2 separate regions of the Homo sapiens genome follow, and region 2 is linked to region 1. The links are chromatin loops, found by intact Hi-C in ENCODE. Cell type or tissue: GM12878. All regions are shown on one strand. Links, peaks and the distances in the headings refer to the core of each region. The heading gives the core; the rest is flanking DNA.

The links. Hi-C counts contacts between places; a loop is a spot of excess contacts. Peaks named below come from ENCODE experiments on the same cell type or tissue, not always from the same donor. Only the 100,000 strongest peaks of a DNase experiment are listed, where the experiment ranks them.
Region 2: a loop joins it to region 1, with 3.0 times the contacts of the local background. A loop is called at or near these places in 3 of 110 quality-filtered maps.

The regions. Positions count from the first base shown.
Region 1 is chr10:14,644,471-14,653,166 of GRCh38, reverse strand. The region is part of intron 2 of FAM107B (family with sequence similarity 107 member B); the gene reads left to right. LOC105376429 (a long non-coding RNA gene) reads right to left here and starts at 420. Exons shown (of 5, transcript XR_930691.4): 1 at 334-420. RefSeq lists enhancers at 3,975-4,475, 3,303-4,502, 5,006-5,175, 7,693-7,842. In GM12878, for the core only: no CTCF peak of the experiment used is centred there; DNase peaks (open chromatin) are centred at 4,886, 5,296 and 7,736; H3K4me3 peaks cover 831 bases; H3K27ac peaks cover 2,962 bases.
Region 2 is chr10:14,493,998-14,502,693 of GRCh38, reverse strand. No RefSeq gene overlaps it. Among named protein-coding and RNA genes, the nearest start is that of MIR1265, 62 kb to the right of the region's middle. In GM12878, for the core only: a CTCF peak has its summit at 3,590 (motif pointing left); no DNase peak of the experiment used is centred there.

The DNA.
Region 1 (8,696 bases), core at 547-8,546:
GTAAATACCGTGGCAGTGGACCATTAGGTCACAAGTGTAATTTGTCCATGTGTTCATTCAACATTTATGGAGCCTTCTCTCTACTCAGGGATTGCGAGTTTTGCCTTCTTGGTTTTGTGTTCAGCCAAGGCCAGTTATGACGCTCAACCCTGATGGCCATGTTTCTAGAAGTCCATGCATCACATTTTTTTCTGTGCCTGAATTCGTTTCATGACTGCTATGCTGCAAGTGGGCTCACAGTATGTGGTTTCTCCCAACAACCTGAAAGGGCTTAAAGAAAATGGATAATTGCATTAACTCCTTCGGATGACTATAACTTTCTCAGTTTCCTACCAATTCTAGTCCACTGGTGGTGTCCTGAGTTAATCTGGTCCAGCTGCGGTATTTGATTTTAGCACATTCAGGAGCGTATTACCTTAAATAGTCTTTTCTCACAACTGAACACAAAACGTCTGGTATCCACGCTACCCTTGATACTATAGCAATAACAATGCTAACATTTTCTAAGTAGTGTTCTTAGAACACTTAGAACAATGCATAACGTGCCATGCTAAGTGCTTTACATGGATTTTTTACTTAATTCTCTTAACAGCCCTAGAAAGTAGTACTATATTTTCTCCCCTTTGCAGGTAAGAAAACTCAAGCTTTAAAAGTTAATTTAACCAAGGTTGCATGGCAAGAAAGAGCTGGAGCCAGGACTCAGTCCAGGCCTGGTTGAGTCCAAACCCCTATATTTTCGTTATTTCCGCAGCTCTGCAAAAACCAATACGTATCTGGACAGAGTTGAGAATTTCTCTCTATAGTGAGAGGGTTGATTTTGTATCTTTCTGACTTAGTGAGTTTATCAGCAGGGATCTGGGATCTGGTGCTCTTTAGAAAGCCTAACCCTCCTGGTTTCTGTCAGGAAGGAGCTCTGCAGGAGGGTGAGCTCATGGAATTTTCCATGTGCATAGAAAGTCATGCTTTGATTGAGATGAAGTATAGAAATAAGAGTCACTGCTTTTTTTTTTTAACATTTGAAGTTGAATATCTATGTTTTAGATCTGACTTCACTCCATCAAAACATTATGTTTAACTCTGGTAGAATCAAAGACAACAAACATCCCTCGAACTTGGCCCTTCTCTCCGACTGTACAACTTCTGTTTATGGTGCTACCCTCCATCCTGGCTTCAAGCTTCAAGGTCATGTTGGATTCCTTCTTTCCACTTCACCTCTGTATGAATCTTATTGAGTTCCTTTGCTGTATTTCTCACACATATTCCTAATTTTCCAGTCTTGGTATCACACTCTGGTTTGGGTTATTATTCTCTTACACCCAAACCATTTTCATCATCTCCTAACTTGTCTTTCTGTGTCCAGGCTTTACCTGTTCTTATAAACCCTACACACCGTCAGATTATCTATTCGCCTATTAAAATCCCACCTAGCCTTGAGGGTGCAAGTCAAATTCTACAGTCTCAAGGAAGTCATTAAGTACCTACAAAAAAGTAATCTCCCCAGTCCCCTTCTTATGGCTCATAATTTACGGTTATGTGTGGATATATCTGTTTTGTTTTGTTTTTTGAGACGGGGTTTCACTCTTGTTGCACAGGCTGGAGTGCAATGGCGCGATCCCAGCTCACTGCAACCTCTGCTTCCCAGGTTCAAGCAATTTTGCCTCAGCCTCCTAAGTAGCTGGGATTACAGGCATGCACCACCACGCCTGGCTCATTTTGTATTTTTAGTAGTGACGGGGTCTCTCCATGTTGGTCAGGCTGGCCTCGAACTCCCGACCTCAGGTGATCTGCCCGCCTCAGCCTCCCAAAGTGCTGGGATTATAGGCGTGAGCCACTGCGCCCAGCCATGTGTGGATATATCTTATCCACACATGGCAGAGATGGCCAGATGTTTATCCAATATTCATATTCTTTAGCCAGAGAATCCTAATATTGTCAAGTGCAGTTATAGCCCAAGCTCTAAAACAATATTTCCCAGGCTCCTTATAGATAGGGCTGGCCAATGATATACTAGCTAAAGTTGTCAAGTGGTGTCTTAATTTGGTTCCCCCAGAAGTAGACCCTGAGACAAGGATTCTAGTACAGCTTGCTTAATTTGGAGGTTGTCTCAGGAAGCGTCAGTAGTAGAAAGAGGCCAATAAAGCATTGCTTATTAGGAAGAGTATCATTTTTGGTGACTGGAGTTTCATCCTACTGGGGAACTCTGGGATGTAGCTCAGACGCTAGAAGTTTCCTTCACTATCATTAACACTTAACGCTGAACTTATCCTAAAATTGGAGTAGAGTGCATTGTAAGCATAAGAGCAAGGGAATATGGTTGAGTTTTTAAAAAATATTATTTTTACTTTTACTATGAGCATATACGACTTCTTGAAATTTAGTGATATAACAAAATAGAAAGAAAGCTAATGATTTAATGCTGTGTAGAAAGAAGTAGGATATAAAAATGTTTACCATAACTGTAAGTACAGAACACAACAACTGATGCATAGTTTTATGGAATGGAGGAACTAAACCAGAATGCTCAATACGTAGCACAATACGTAAGCAATAAGTATTTGTTACTCTTAAATAAGTATCGAGAGGCCGGGCGCGGTGGCTCATGCCTGTAATCCCAGCACTTTGGGAGGCCAGGGTGGGAGGATTACCTCAGGTCGGGAGTTCGAGACCAGCCTGGCCAACATGGTGAAACCCCATCTCTACTTAAAATACAAAAATGAGCCAGGCATGGTGGTGGGTACCTGTAATCCCAGCTACTAGGGAAGCTGAGGTGGGAGAATTGCTTGAAGCTGGGAGGCAGATCATCATGCCACTGCACTCCTGCACTCCAGCCTGGGTGACAGAGCAAGACTCCATCTCAATGGCAAAAGAAAAAAAAAATCAGAGTTAAGAATGAATTCGTTTATTTTCCAAATTTTCTGTAATGAGCTTATATAACCTTCCTAATGAAAAAAAAAAACTGTATGCGAATAAGACTGATTTTACAACCCAAAACAATAATGCAGGTGAAGAGGCTTTCATGCTTTTGCTAGGAAGACCTCAAATGTAGCATTGACAAAAGTGGGGCTTCTGGAAAGCTTCCTCCAGGGAGCACGTCCTTCCTCCTTCTTCCTATCTGGGACATTGACAGGATACTATGGCAGCCACCTCGGACCAGGTGTTGACCCAAGAGATGAAACCATGTGTTAAGGATACTGGAGGAAACGCACAGGACATGCCTGCATCTCTGATGACTGAAGAGCAGCAATACTAACTCTGCACTGAGTGCCCACTGGCCCTTATTATGTGTAATGGTCAAACAATGTGCCAATGAAAAGAGTCAAACTCTATAAAAAATTTGAAGAGATGTATTCCGAGCCAAATATGAGTGACCATGGCCTGTGACACAGCCCCAGGAGATCCTAAGAACATGTGCCCAGGTGGTCAGACTACAGCTTGGTTTTATACACTTTAAGGAAACATAAGACATAAATTAATACAGGTAAGATGTACATTGGTTCAGTCTGGAAAAGGTGGGACAACTCGAAGTGGGGGGTGTCCAGGTCACAGGTGGATTCAAAGATTTTCTGATTGGCAAGTGCTTGAAAGTGTTAAGTGATTATCTAAAGATGTGGAATCAATAGAAGGGAGTGTCTGGGTTAAGATAAGAAGTTGTGGAGACTAAGGTTCTTATTATGTAGATGAAGCCTCCAGATAGCAGGCTTCAGAGAGACTAGATGGTAAATGTTTCTTAACAGACTTTAAAAGGTGCCAGACTCTTAGTTAATTCTCTCCTAGATCAGAAAAAAGACCTGGAAAGGAAAGGGAATTCTCTATAAAACATAGGTTTTCCCCACAAGAGACAGCTTTGCAGTGCCATTTCAAAATGTGTCAAAGAAATGTATTTTGGGATAAAATATCTTGATTTCTTTCAGGTCCTGCTGTCTGTCATGTGGTTATCTTATTGCTACGCAGAGTCTGTTTTGTCAGTCTTATGGTCTCTGTTTTAATGCTAATGTTAGTCAGCAGTGCCTGAATTCCAAAGGGAGCAATATAAACTGAGGCATGTCTGATCATGCATTCCCATCATGGCCTGAACTGGTGTGCTTATTTTAGAATGCCCTTGGCCAAGAGGAGAGGTCCATTCAGCTGGTTGTGGGGCTTAGAATTTTATATTTGGCTTACGAATGAAACCTACCATGTTGTTTATACTGCCATTGTGTTACCATTATTTGTAGACAAACCTCATCCTCGTTTGTGTTTCTAAGACCAGGAAGCTTCTTTAGGGGAATTGTCTCTGTGTCTTTTTTAATCTCTATCATAGCATCCATGCAGTGCACATAGAACCAAGTCCTCGATAAATATTTATGGAATGAAGAACTTGAATTAAACCAACTTGGAGAATGGTGTGGAAAGTACTGGGCTAGATGACGTGGGTTCTGAAGATGAAGAGAACAGTATCTCATTCTCAAAGAACTGATAGTAAAATTACATGTGGGTTGTGGGTGTGTCACTGTTTGCCACCGACGCACCTGGGTGGGGTCAGGCAGAAGGTGCCTGTCCTCTGTGTCTCAATAAAACACAAGATGCCCATTCACTTCTGGTTTTCTCCTGGTATCATTGGCTCTTCGGTGTCTGCTGGAAAAGCTGGGCTTTTCCCAGTGTTACCATGACGTCTGAGCTTTGAGAGCTGTTTCTTTTCCCCTCGGAGCCTGAGAGAGATTATTCCAGTGATATCTGAATAGCTTGAGTTCGCTGGGTATGAACACAGAGGAAGTGGTTCCCTAGCAACAGGCGCCTCTGAAAGCCTCTTAGCACTCAGTACTTCTCCGGGCTTTTTGTTTCCCCTCGTTCATGCTGCCTGTCAGCAAATGGCCAGAGTGATTGCACCTGCTCCAAATTAGGGCTGGTCAGTTCGACCCCAGCAGTTCGGTTTTACTAAGTCAAAGTTCCTCTTTCAGTCAAGCTTCCTTGTGAGGCCTGGGGCCTATTTTGCTCCTGGTTAGACCATAATTACCTCAGATGACACTTCCTTCTTTGTTGTCTAGATTTTGACCAGAAATGGAAAATACCGAAGTGACTGAGATCATTTTAATTGAATTAGTAAAAGAATACTTTTTTTTTTTGGCACGTCTTTTCAAATATGCTAAACCTCTTAAGAAAATGTTTTATATCGCCTTTTTTTTTTTCCGCTAAAAATGGATTCTCACTCCATTTTTTCAGTTTCTCCGCAGAAGACTTAACAAATTCTGCCTTCCTTAACTGTGTCAGCATCTCAATACATATTTGAATATATGAGTTGGTTGGGGCAATATTAGAGGGTGTTTACCGCATTGCCTTGGCATCTGGAGACAGCCCTTACTGAGAGCATTGGTCATTGGTACAGACCATGGCATATAACTCTGAGATGAGTCCAGAATTGTTGACTGCAAATGCCTTGTTTCATTTTCAAACAGCAATCCATATTACTGTTTGAATTAGCAATCTTTTTTTTTTTTTTTTTTTGAGATGGAGTCTAACTTTGTCACCCAGGTTGGAGTGCAATGGCACGATCTTGGCTCCTCTGCAACCTCCGCCTCCCAGGTTCAAGTGATTCCTCCTGCCTCAGCCTCCCGAGTAGCTGGGACTACAGTCACCCACCACCATGCCTGGCTAATTTTTTTGTACTTTTTTTAGTAGAGACGGGGTTTCACCAAGTTGGTCAGGCTGGCTTCAAACTCCTGACCTCAAGTGATCCACCCACCTTGGCCTCCCAAAGTGCTGGGACTACAGGCCTGAGCCACTGCACCCAGACTGAATTAGCAATTTTATAGGAGATGGTTATACGTCTCTGCCTACCAGTTGGTTAGTATCGATTTGTAGCACTGAAAATCTGGCCAAGACTGTGGTGATGAATGACAGCATACAACTAAATTGAGCCTCACAGCTCCCGGAATTCTTCTTGTCTGTACCTTTTAAAATATTTTCTTTCCTTCATTCATTCAACCAACAAATATTTGTAATTATAATTGAGTGTCTGCTATGTGGAAGACTTTCTGTGGGAAAAACGTGAATGGCCCATCTTAGGAAGTTCTCCATTTAAAAGAGGAGAAAATGGAGCCGGGCACAGTGGCTCACACTTGTAATCCCAGCACTTTGGGAGGCCGAGGCAGGCGGATCACGAGGTCAGGAGATCAAGACTATCCTGGCTAACACGGTGAAACCCCGTCTCTACTAAAAATACAAAAAAATTAGCCAGGCCTGGTGGTGGGTGCCTATAGTCCCAGCTACTTGGGAGACTGAGGCAGGAGAATGGCGTGAATCCAGGAGGCGGAGCTTGCAGTGAGCAGAGATTGTGCCACTGCACTCCAGCCTGGGTGACAGAGTGAGACTCCGTCTCAAAAAAAAAAAAAAAAAAAAAAGGAGAAAATGGAAGGTAAATCAGTACAACCTCAATGGAAAACAGTATGGCGAGCTCTCAAGGAACTAAGAGTAGATCTACTATTTGACCCAGCAGTCCCACTGCTGGGTACCCACCCAAAGGAAAAGAAGTCATTATATCAACACCTTGCACTCATATGTGTATTGCAGCACAATTCACAATTGCAAAGACATGCAATCAACCTAAGTGCCCATCAAGCAATGAGTGGATAAAGAAAATGTGGCATTTATATGCTATGGAATACGCCTCAGCTATAAAAAAGAATAAATGTCTTTTGGGCAACTTTGATGGAGCTGGAGGCCATTATCCTAAGTGAAGTAACTCAGGAATGGAAAACCAAATACTGCATGTTCTCACTCCTAAATGGGAGCTAAGCGATGGGCATACAGAGTGGTACAGTGGACACTGGAGACTCAGGAGGAGGGAGGGTGGACGGGGGTGAGGAATGAAAAATTCCCTATTAGGTACAATGTACACTATTTGGGTGACAGGTACACTAAAGGCCCAGACTCCCTCACTATATAATTCATCTATGTCACCAAAAACCGCTTGTACCTCTAAAGCTATTGAAATAAAAAAAACATTTTTTTAAGTGGGTAAGATGCATACACATGTAACTAATGACTGTCAAGCAAGATCACAGCCTAAAGAAAGATAAGCCATGCATTACGGACAATCTGTTTAATCACCTATCACCTCTTCCCCGAGAGGACACTGGTGGAGTTTTAGAGTAACCAACCTTGCAGAGTGGTCAACTGGAGAGGAGGGAGGAGAGCTGAGAAGTTTGGGTCTGTTCTGCAGATAAATCGAGGGCTTGTTTCCAACACTATTAGTCCAATTCTTATTGTTAACCTTTCATTCATTAAAACAACAAAACTGTAAAATCACCTCTGTGTCATGATATTCATTTCCACCCAATGGGTTATTTTTCATCAATGTTAAGAACTTGACATATGTCAGCCAAAGTGACATATAACAGAAATCAGGGAGAGAATTTATCTGGGAGCTGGGAATAGTAAAAAAAATAAAATAAATCCTAGCTTAGGTGAAATTGGAATTGCCGCTGTTTGTCTCATTTTCCTCCCAGGCATTATTTTCCACTTGTAAAAGAGAAAGGAAGAAAAATACGTCTCAGTAGCCAAGCCCTCTGGGAGAGAGGTTCTCTCTTTAACAGCCACATCCCCCTACAAGCTGAGGAGTCTCTCCAGGGTCCTGTGCTCAGTTACAATCACAGTCACAGTGAACCAGAAAGAATGAGTTATAAATGAATGGAGATGTGGGGGAAGAAAGGACCATCTGAATCAGACAGCCACAGTGTGTTCTTTCTCAGGCTTGCTTAGACGAACGGGAAACGGAAACCTAAAAGCCATTCTTGGTGTATACAGGTGACAAGCCCTTGGGGATCATTTCAGACTTACTAAAATAGCCACTGCCTTCTGAGCAGTTGACACCCCTGGAAGATTTATAAAGTGGAGAATGCGAGACAGGCAGTAAAGGAGCTTTTTGTAGCCAAATAAGTGAATTGCACCCTTGGGCAGAAAGGACAGTCAGGTCCTGCCCATGAAAAGAACTACATTTCTCCAGCAGCATGTCCTGAATCACAAAGCTGGGGCCCTGTTGTAACTAAGTGGTTCCTCAGGCATAGTTTCCTCTCCCTACCACACTCAGTATTTTCCATTTTGAATCAAATCACATTCAAGAAAGATAATGGCTGATTATTATTTTTAGAATCCTGGAAATGGATTCCCCGTGACACTTGGTGAGCAGGTTGGGACCAGGCTTTGACTCCTATGCCCATTCATGCAAAGTAAGGAAGTTAATATTTATTGAGCACCTACTAGACCAGATATGCTATGTATATCCCTTCTTATAATTAGGAGGCAATTTATTACCTGCTTTGTGCAGCTGGCCACGAAGATGATGGGACAGAGGAAGCATCTAAGAAAGACCTCTCCTGTCCGATGCACAAAAAGGAGGATGGTTTTTGTGTTTTGTAGTAAGCACACTCATACCAATACTTGCATTTGTGTGGCATTCTTCATAATGCTTTTGCAATCATTTTATTTGGACCTGCCATTAAAATGCCTTGCCATAGGATGGGACAGATAGAATTTTCACTTTATGGGTAAAGAAATTGAGTCATAGAGAAATTAAGTGATATGTTAATGCCATATGGCAAATGAGAAGCAAAACCAAGATGATATTTTCACATTTTCTGAGTTCTAGTGCAGAGGAGAACATCAGACATATCTGTATTATTTATTTCTGTTAATGTACAAATGTACATGGTGTAATGGGT
Region 2 (8,696 bases), core at 174-8,173, 150 kb after region 1:
AAGTCATGCCAATAAATCCAGCCAAGTGGAAACCACTAGACAGACGGGAAGATCACGGACAAGTCTGATTCCCATAAAATGGAATGTACATAATTTCCCTTTTTCTTCCACAATTTATTTTTCAGGCAAGGGAATTTAATATATAATAGGGACTTGGCTGATCTCAAAGGCAGGCTATTGCTGCTGCTCAAAGGCAGGCTAGCTCTCATTGACAAGCTATTAGTCTTAAAGATAAATCTCTCCTCTCATCCTCAGCACAACTCATTGACTTGCCCTCCCTCTCTTCCCTCCTCTCTTTCTTCTCTTCTTCTTACAAACAAAACAAAACAAAAGAGAGGTCTTCTTACAAACAAAACAAAAGAGAGGTCTTAACTGCTGATCATAACTGGTTATTCAGCCGGGAGGGTTCTTTTCCATAGTCATGCAAACTAGAGGCACTAATGAATCAATTTTCTGTCTTGGAGGTTACTGCTTGTATTACTTTATTTTCCATCATGGCTTATGTTGCCTATACAGGATCCCCAGGTACCTCCCCAAAGCATCATATTCCTCCAGGCTGGGCTGGCCCTTTGGGTAGCACTGTATGTACTTTCCTCCTACCTGATTTTGCACGGGATGGCTTTGGCTCTAGGACATTGTCACCCCTCTCTCCCTGGGACAGAACAATGAGGCAAGACAGACTGGGAGGCCCCAGGGAAGTGAGGTGGAGGAACAGGAACCCCAGGCAGCAAGGGTGATGAGAGTCAAGAGGAGACCCACCTTTTCCCATTGTCTCACCTCCCTAGGACATGCTCACTTTATTTTGTGTCAACTGACACACATCGAGTACCTGCCTTGTGCTAGTCGGCATGAGAATAAAAAGTGAGTAGGGCAGAGTCTCCATCCATGGGCTGATTCTTGGGAGGCCCCAAGGTAAGCAAGTGTTCCCAGCATGCCAGGATCCTCCTTGTATAGTGACCTTGACCAAAGTGGGTACAAAATGTGCTGTTGGGGCCACGAAAGAGCAATTTACATTTTCCTAAGAGTTCCAGGGAAGGTCAGATCCAGTTGTCACAAGCAAGTACCGCGGTCTTGTCTATGTCACCATATGGACATACTTAGAGGCTCCACACACACACATTGCTTTTTACAAGAGCAAAATGCAGAGAACGAAGGCAATAGCCAACTCTCAGTTATCGGTGGCTTCTTTTCTCCAACTGTTGGACTAATTCTCACTACTGACAGCAAGAAGCCAGGGGGCATCTGGGGCTAGTCTCCTTCAATAGAATGGCTGTGTGTGTGGGAGCAGGGGTGGGGGGGGTGTCGGGGAGGGGGCTGCTTTCCATAACCAAGGTCAGATGGAATTCACATTGGATGTTGGCTTGGATTTTGGGGGAAAAATTGAGTGGGCAATAGAATAAGGAGCACAGGCTCTGGAATCAGAGAACTTGGATTTGAATCATAGTCCCATCGCTTTCTAGCTTTGTGATTCTGGGAAAATAAATGCTTTGGCCCCAGTTTTCTCATCTGTAAAATGGGCGTAACTGACCAGGCATGGTTGCTCACATCTGTAATCCCAGTACTTTGGGAGGCCGAGGCAGGTGGATCACTTGAGGTCAGGAGTTCGAAGCCAGCCTGGCCAACAGGGCGAAACCCCGTCTCTACTAAAAATACAACAAGTAGCCAGGCATAATGTTACGCGCCTGTAATCCCAGCTATTCAGGAGGCTGAGACACAAGAATCACTTGAACCCAGGGGGCAGAGGTTGTAGTGAGCCGAGATTGCACCATTTAACTCCAGCCTGGACAACAGGGCAAGACTCCATCTCAAAAAATAAAAAGTAAAATAAAATGGGCATAATGATTTTGTTTGCCTCATTGAGCCGTTGTAAGAGTTAAAGGAGTAGGGTAGGTATAGTGGCTTATGCCTGCAATCTCAGCACTTTGGGAGGCCGAGATGAGAGGATCACTTGAGGCCAGGAGTTCCAGACCAGCCTGGGCAACATAGTGAGACCCTGTCTCTACAAAAAATAAAAAAAATTTAGCCAGATGTGGTGGCACCGGCCTGTAGTCCCAGCCACTTGAGAGGATGAGGTGGGAGGATTGCTTGAGTCCAGGAAGTTGAGGCTGCAGTGAGCCACGATTGCACCACTGCACTCCAGCCTGGGTGTCAGAGGGAGATGTCCTGTTGAAAAAAAAAAGTGTTAGAGGAGATTCATGTAAAGTGCTTAGTAAACATTAGTGATGATGATGATTGCTGTTCTTTTGTTTATATTTGTTATCTACACTTATTTATGAAGTTCAGGAAGTCCAGGCTCAGTCACAGGCTCTGGGGTGGGGCAGAGTGGCTGCAGTGTTGCTCACACACCCAACGTGCAGGGCCAGGGCCATCCTAGATACAACCCCTCACCACGTGGTATGATTTGAAGCCATAACGTCCAGCTGCCCTCAAATGCCTCTTCTAAAATCCTACCGTGTTAACCTTTTTTTTTTTTTGAGACGGAGTTTCACTCTTGTTGCCCAGGCTGGAGTGCAATGGCACGATCTCAGCTCACTGCAACCTCTGCCTCCCAGGTTCAAGCGATTCTCCTGCCTCAGCCTCCCAAGTAGCTGGGATTACAGGCATGTGCCACCATGCCACCATGCCTGGCTAATTTTTGTATTTTTAGTAGATACGGGGTTTCACCTTATTGGCCAGGCTGGTCTCAAACTTCTGACCTCAGGTGATCCACCCCCCTGGGCCTCCCAAAGTGCTGGGATTACAGGCATAAGCCACTGCGCCCAGCCCTGCATTAACCTTTAAAGTCCCAACCACTGTGTAGCGGTAAAATTTCAACATGCTGTTGTCTGGGGAAAGACAACGCATTTACCCTTTTCTACCTGGCAGAGATACCTTAATACATCCTCAAGCATTGGGTACAGCTGGGACAACCCCTTTTGGCTTGGCAACGGAGAAGTGGGACCAGGCGGTGGGGAAGCCAGTCAGGAGCCATGAGGAGCCTGGGACAGGAGGATGGTCAGTGACAGACAGTGTGGGGGTGAAGCATGTGGGGTTGGAGGCTGGGACATAAGGCCTGGCGCATAGTAGGCCCTCAATAAATATTTGCCATTAAATGACAGGGCCTGGAAAGAGGGAGCTGGGCACTGGCAGGCGTCGCTTGTCATCAGTGTGTCCAGGGCTGGCCCAGCCCAGCCAAAGTCAAGGTGCCTTCCCGGCGAGGAAGGCAGATGGTAGGTTTTCTCGGCCCGTTCTAAGGCCCGGAGGAAGCCTTTGTCCCTGCAGCAAGAACGCCTAATTCAGCCGTTTCTAGGAATCAAGGCTTCTCCTAAGTGTCTTCTTTTATGACTGGGCAAGATAGTCAATTGCTGGCCTCCAGAGAGGAAGGAAAACCTTTCCATGCCTGCTCTTGGCAATAGCAAGGTTGGTGACGTTAGGCTTCGGCAACTCGGGACTTAATCCTTTCTGCTAAGTATCTGCAATACTGAGAGGTTGGGAAGCTTACATGAAATAATAAAACCCAGCCCTAGCCGAGGGCCAGGGCTATACAGACCCTACCAAGGGATGCGGCCGCTACTTTCACCGTCCTTAAAATGATGCGCGTTGCTGCCATCTAGTGTGCACCAGCAGAACGTCTTAGTTTTTAAAATTAGAATCGCAATTCATAGGCTGGGCACAGTGGCTCATGCCTGTAATCCCAGCACTTTGGGAGGCTAAGGCGGGAGGGTTGCTTGAGGCCAGAAGTTCGAGACCAGCCTGGAGAACATAGCAAGACCCCCCCCACTCCCTTCCCATCTCTACAAAAAATTTAAAAAGTTAGCTAAGCGTGTTGGCTCACACCTATAATTCAAGCACTTTGGGAGGCTGAGGTGGGAGGATGGCTTGAGCCCAGGAATTTGAGACCAGTCTGGGCAACATAGTGAGACTCCATTCCATCGCTATAAAAACAATAATTATAATTTGTTTATTAATTTATTGAGTTCTAATATTCTGTTCTTGGTCTGAGGTGAACTAGTTCAAATCATGAGCAGTAAGCATTATGATTACACCTCTCAGTTTGATATGATAGGTTCAGGCACAAAGAGTAAAAAGTCCCCTTTTCTAGGCCCAGTGCTGCCTCTTACTGTGAGGGCAGTGAGGAAGTCATGGAGACTCCTGGTGTGGTTTTCCTCATCTGTAAAACCTACTCGCCGTCCCGCTCCTGCCCACGGTCAAGTATTGCGAGAATTGCAGTTTCACACATTCATTCATCCAGCACATGGGTACCAGGCGCAGGAGCCCTGGGAGTGTAAGGAAGCCAGGGCTCCTGCCATGGGGGAGATGACATTCTATGGGGAAAATAGAAATCACACACTCACACACACCCGTGCACTTGCATGAACACACACACACAATGGACAAAGCATGAAGCCATTTCTCACAGTGACTAATAGAAGTCCCACCTCCTCCATTCCTTGCTTCCAATCGCTCTCCTTTCATAATAGGCCAGTTCTTTCCTAAAACACAAATCTGAGCCTCTTACCAACTTGCAGAGAAACTTTCTTCCTTGTCAATACCATAAGGTTCAATTGCTCTGTCATGGAAGCTACGGTACCAATCACGCCAGCCAGCTTCCTCAAGCTACTTATGGTTTTCTGATACAACAACAGGTAACATTTACCATGTGCCAAGTATTTTGCTCAGTGCTTTATAGATCAATTTGCATATTCATCTTAAGAGTGATGTTGTGTTATTACCCCTCCCCCATTTATCTACAGGGAAACTGAGGCAGAGAGAAGTAAAGGAATATGTCTAAGGTCACACAACTAGTACATAGCAGCCCGGAATTTGGAGCTTGCAGTGAGCCGGGATCGCGCCACTGCACTCCAGCCTGGGCGACAGAGCGAGACTCCGTCTCAAAAAAAAAAAAAAAAAAAAAAATAGCAGCCTGGAACTGAAACCCAGGTCTCTGACTATGGAGCCCGCGCCTTTACCCACTCGGCCACACTGCCATGCTGCTTCCTCCCGGGCAATGCAGCACCTTCCCTCCCTTCGCATCTGGTGGGTCGGCCTTTTCATGGCCTCCTGGTGAAATCTCACCAATTGCAGATGAGCTGACTCAAGCATCCTGCCCGTGAGACTGCTCCTGACACCCACGTGGTGCAACTGCTTTCCCACTGCCAGTGCTGGAAGCCTCATTCGAAAGTGTCATGCCTGTCAGGCACGATAGAGGTTGTATACATGTTTGTCTCCCTGCACACATGGCAAGGGCCTTGGTAAACAGCTGCAGCCGTCTCAACTAAATAAAGGTTTGCTGAATTGTAGTAAATGAAACAGCACAGGAGAAACTGCTCTGTAAACTATAAAACATCAGAGAAACATGAGCCAGCAGATCCTTTGAAAAGTTCTTCATAAAATGTAAACAGATTTAGAGTATGAAGTATTCATTTATGCACAAGCGTTTTCTTCTTTGTGATTTTAGGCCACTTTCTCTGCTAACTAATAATTGCTTCTGCCTTTTCTTTTTAATATAATTTAATTTTAAATTCAATTTAATTTTAAATTCTGGGATACATGTGGAGGATGTGTAGCTACATAGGTAAACACATGCCACGATGGTTTGCTGCACCTATCAATCCATCACCTAGGTATTAAGCCCAGCATGCATTAGCTATTTTTCTGAATGCTCTCCCCTCCCCAGCCTCCCCCGACAGGCCCCAGTGTGTGTTGTTCCTCTCACTGTCCATGTGTTCTCATTGTTCAGTGCCCACTTAAAAGTGAGAACAAGCGGTGTTTGGTTTTCTGTTCCTGCGTTAGTTTGCTGAGGATAATGGCTTCCAGCTTCATCCATGTCCCTGCAAAAGACATGATCTCATTCCTTTCTATGGCTGCATAGTATTCCATGGTGTATATGTACTGCATTTTCTTTATCCAGTCTATCATGGATGGGAATTTGGGTTGATTTCATGTCTTTGCTACTGTGAATAGTGCTGCAATGAACATACGTGTGCATGTGTCTTTATAATAGAATGATTTATATTCCTTTGGGTATATACCCAGTAATGGGACTGCTGGGTCAAATGAGATTTCTGGTTCTAAATCTTTGAGGACTCGTCATAGTGTCTTCCACAGTGGTTGAACTTGCCTTTTCAACCAAGGGTCACTATATGGGGAAATGTTCCTGTTATTGACTTAGAGATTTGAAACTGTAAACTATCACTATGCACACTTTGCACAAAAGCAAGCATTTCCCTCCTTAAAGATCTTTAAAAAGCAACAGTGAAGTGACTCCTATTGGGGGCAAATCTCTCCGGGTAATGGAAGCTGACCTAGCAGTCAAACCCTTGATTCTGGCTGGGGCTCTGTCCCTCACTGGCTGTTCCCTATTGACCTTCTCAATGGTACAACAAAAGCCACCAAATGATTTCTGAGGTCCCTTCCAATCCTAGGATTCTCAGATTCGCATCTTGGCTCTGCAGTCTCATTCCTTGGAGCCACTTAATTGATTTTGGAAATCAGTTTCCATGCTTATAAATTGGACCTGGACCAATCCAGCAGAAAACTGTGAATGCTACAGAGAAATATTAATGTAAATTGCTCATGCAATTTAAAATCAAATAAATGCAGAGAAGAAAAAAGGGGTTGCGTTGCCCAGAAGTAAGTTAAAAAGAAGAGCCTAGTGATGGGCGATTCTCTCTTTTTGGTAGATGAGTTAGGTAGGTGGAGCATGAAATCTTTTTTTCTTTGGGATGATGAACTGAGATTTATACAATCAATAACATTGGAAACTATCTTCCTTGTTCTCTGGCTTCTTTCTTTTTTTGGTCATCACCTGCTTTCAATTCTGGACAGAGCTAGCTCATCGCTCCTGTGATTCTCCTGAACAAAAATTCTACATTCAAAAGCTTGAAGCTTAAGGCCCTCCTGTGGTGTTCTTTTAGCTGCTAATGAAAATTTTTTTTATATGAGATAATTTGTAGTCAGGGAGTAAATATAACATTACAAACCCAAAATTTAAAAACATAATATATGCTTCAAAGAGATCAAACAGTAGTCAAAAACAATCTTAAAAGTCTAGGCAAAGGTAGTTTCAAAGGCAGGTTCTACCAGAAAGTCCAGAAAAAATAATTCCAATTTTTCACAAACTATTCTTGAGTACAGCAGGAGAGGAAACACTCCTCACCTCAATTTGAGGCTTCCAAAATCTTGATGCCAAAACCTACCAAGGATAGTAGAAGACAGGAAAATTACTGGCTGACCACACTTAGGATCATGAATGCAAGAATTCTAGGCAATATATTGCCAAACCAAATCCAGCAACATCTCAAAGGGATGATCATAATGAAGTCTGTGTATTCCAGGAATGCAAGGCTAGCGTGACTTTGAGCATCAGTTAACGTAATTTTCTAAAGTATTTGATTAAGGGAGAAAAATTATATGATTATTTCAATAGATATAGACAAATATTTAATAAAATTCAATATCACATGTGATTTTTAATAAAATCCTTCTCAAACTAATTCACTTAACATAACTTATACCTAAAAAATAAACAAAACAAAACAAATCATAAATTCTGCCACAGTTGTCATTCTTAATGGTGAAAAGGTGAAAATATTTCTTTTTAGATGAATAATGATGGAAGGGTCCTAACAATCTTTTTTCTTTTCTTTTTCTTTCTTTCTTTCTTTTTTTTTTTTTTTTTTGAGAGTGGGTCTCACTCTGTTGCCCAGGCTGGAGTGTGGTGATGTGATCTTGGCTCATTGCAATCTCTGGGCTCAAGCAATCCTCCCACCTCAGCCTCCAGAGTAGCTGACAACCGGGCGTGCACCACCACACCTGGCTACTTTTGTCTTTTTTGTGGAGATGGGATTTCCCCATGTTGCCTAGACTTGTCTTGAACTCCTGGGCTCAAGCAGTCCTCTCACCTTGGCCTCCCAAACTGCTGGGATGACAGGCCTGAGTCACCGTGCCTGGCTGAGATCTCTAATAATCATTATAATGGAGGTCTTAGAAAGTACAGTAAGGCAAGAAAAATAAAAGTATAAGGATTGTAAAGAAACAAAATTGTTATTATTTGTAGATGTCATGATGTATATATAGGAAATAGAAACAAATTTGTATAAAACTTATTAGATTTAATAAAAAGTTTATCAGGATTATGGGTATAATACCAATATAAGAAAATCTATTGTCTTTTTATATACTGGCAACAAACATTTGGAAAATGAAATGAAAGAGTTGCCTTTTTTTTTTTTTCTGTGAACCTAAAACCACTCTAAAAAATAAAGTTTATTAATTTAAAAAAGATACCAGAATAGCACTAAAAAGCATTTAAAAAGTCAAATAAATAGAAACAGAGAGTCTAATAGTAGTTATTAGGGGTAAAGAGGAAAAGAAATTGGCGAGAAGTAGGTCCAAGGCTACAAATTTGCAGTTTGGTAGAATGAAAATGTCTAGAGAACTAACGTGAAGAATGAGGATGTAGTTAATAACACTGTATTGTATACTGAACATTTGCCAAGAGAGATTTTAGGTACTCTTTCTCTCTCACACGCAGAGTAACAATGGAATGTGATGAATAGGATAATTTTCTTGCCTGTAAATAGTCCTTTCACTATGAATATGTATATCAAAATATCATGTTGTACACCTCAAATATATAAAATAAAAATAATTTTAAAAATATTTTTAAAGGAGTAAACAGCAATAGATATATACAGTTTCCTTATAAAAAAGAT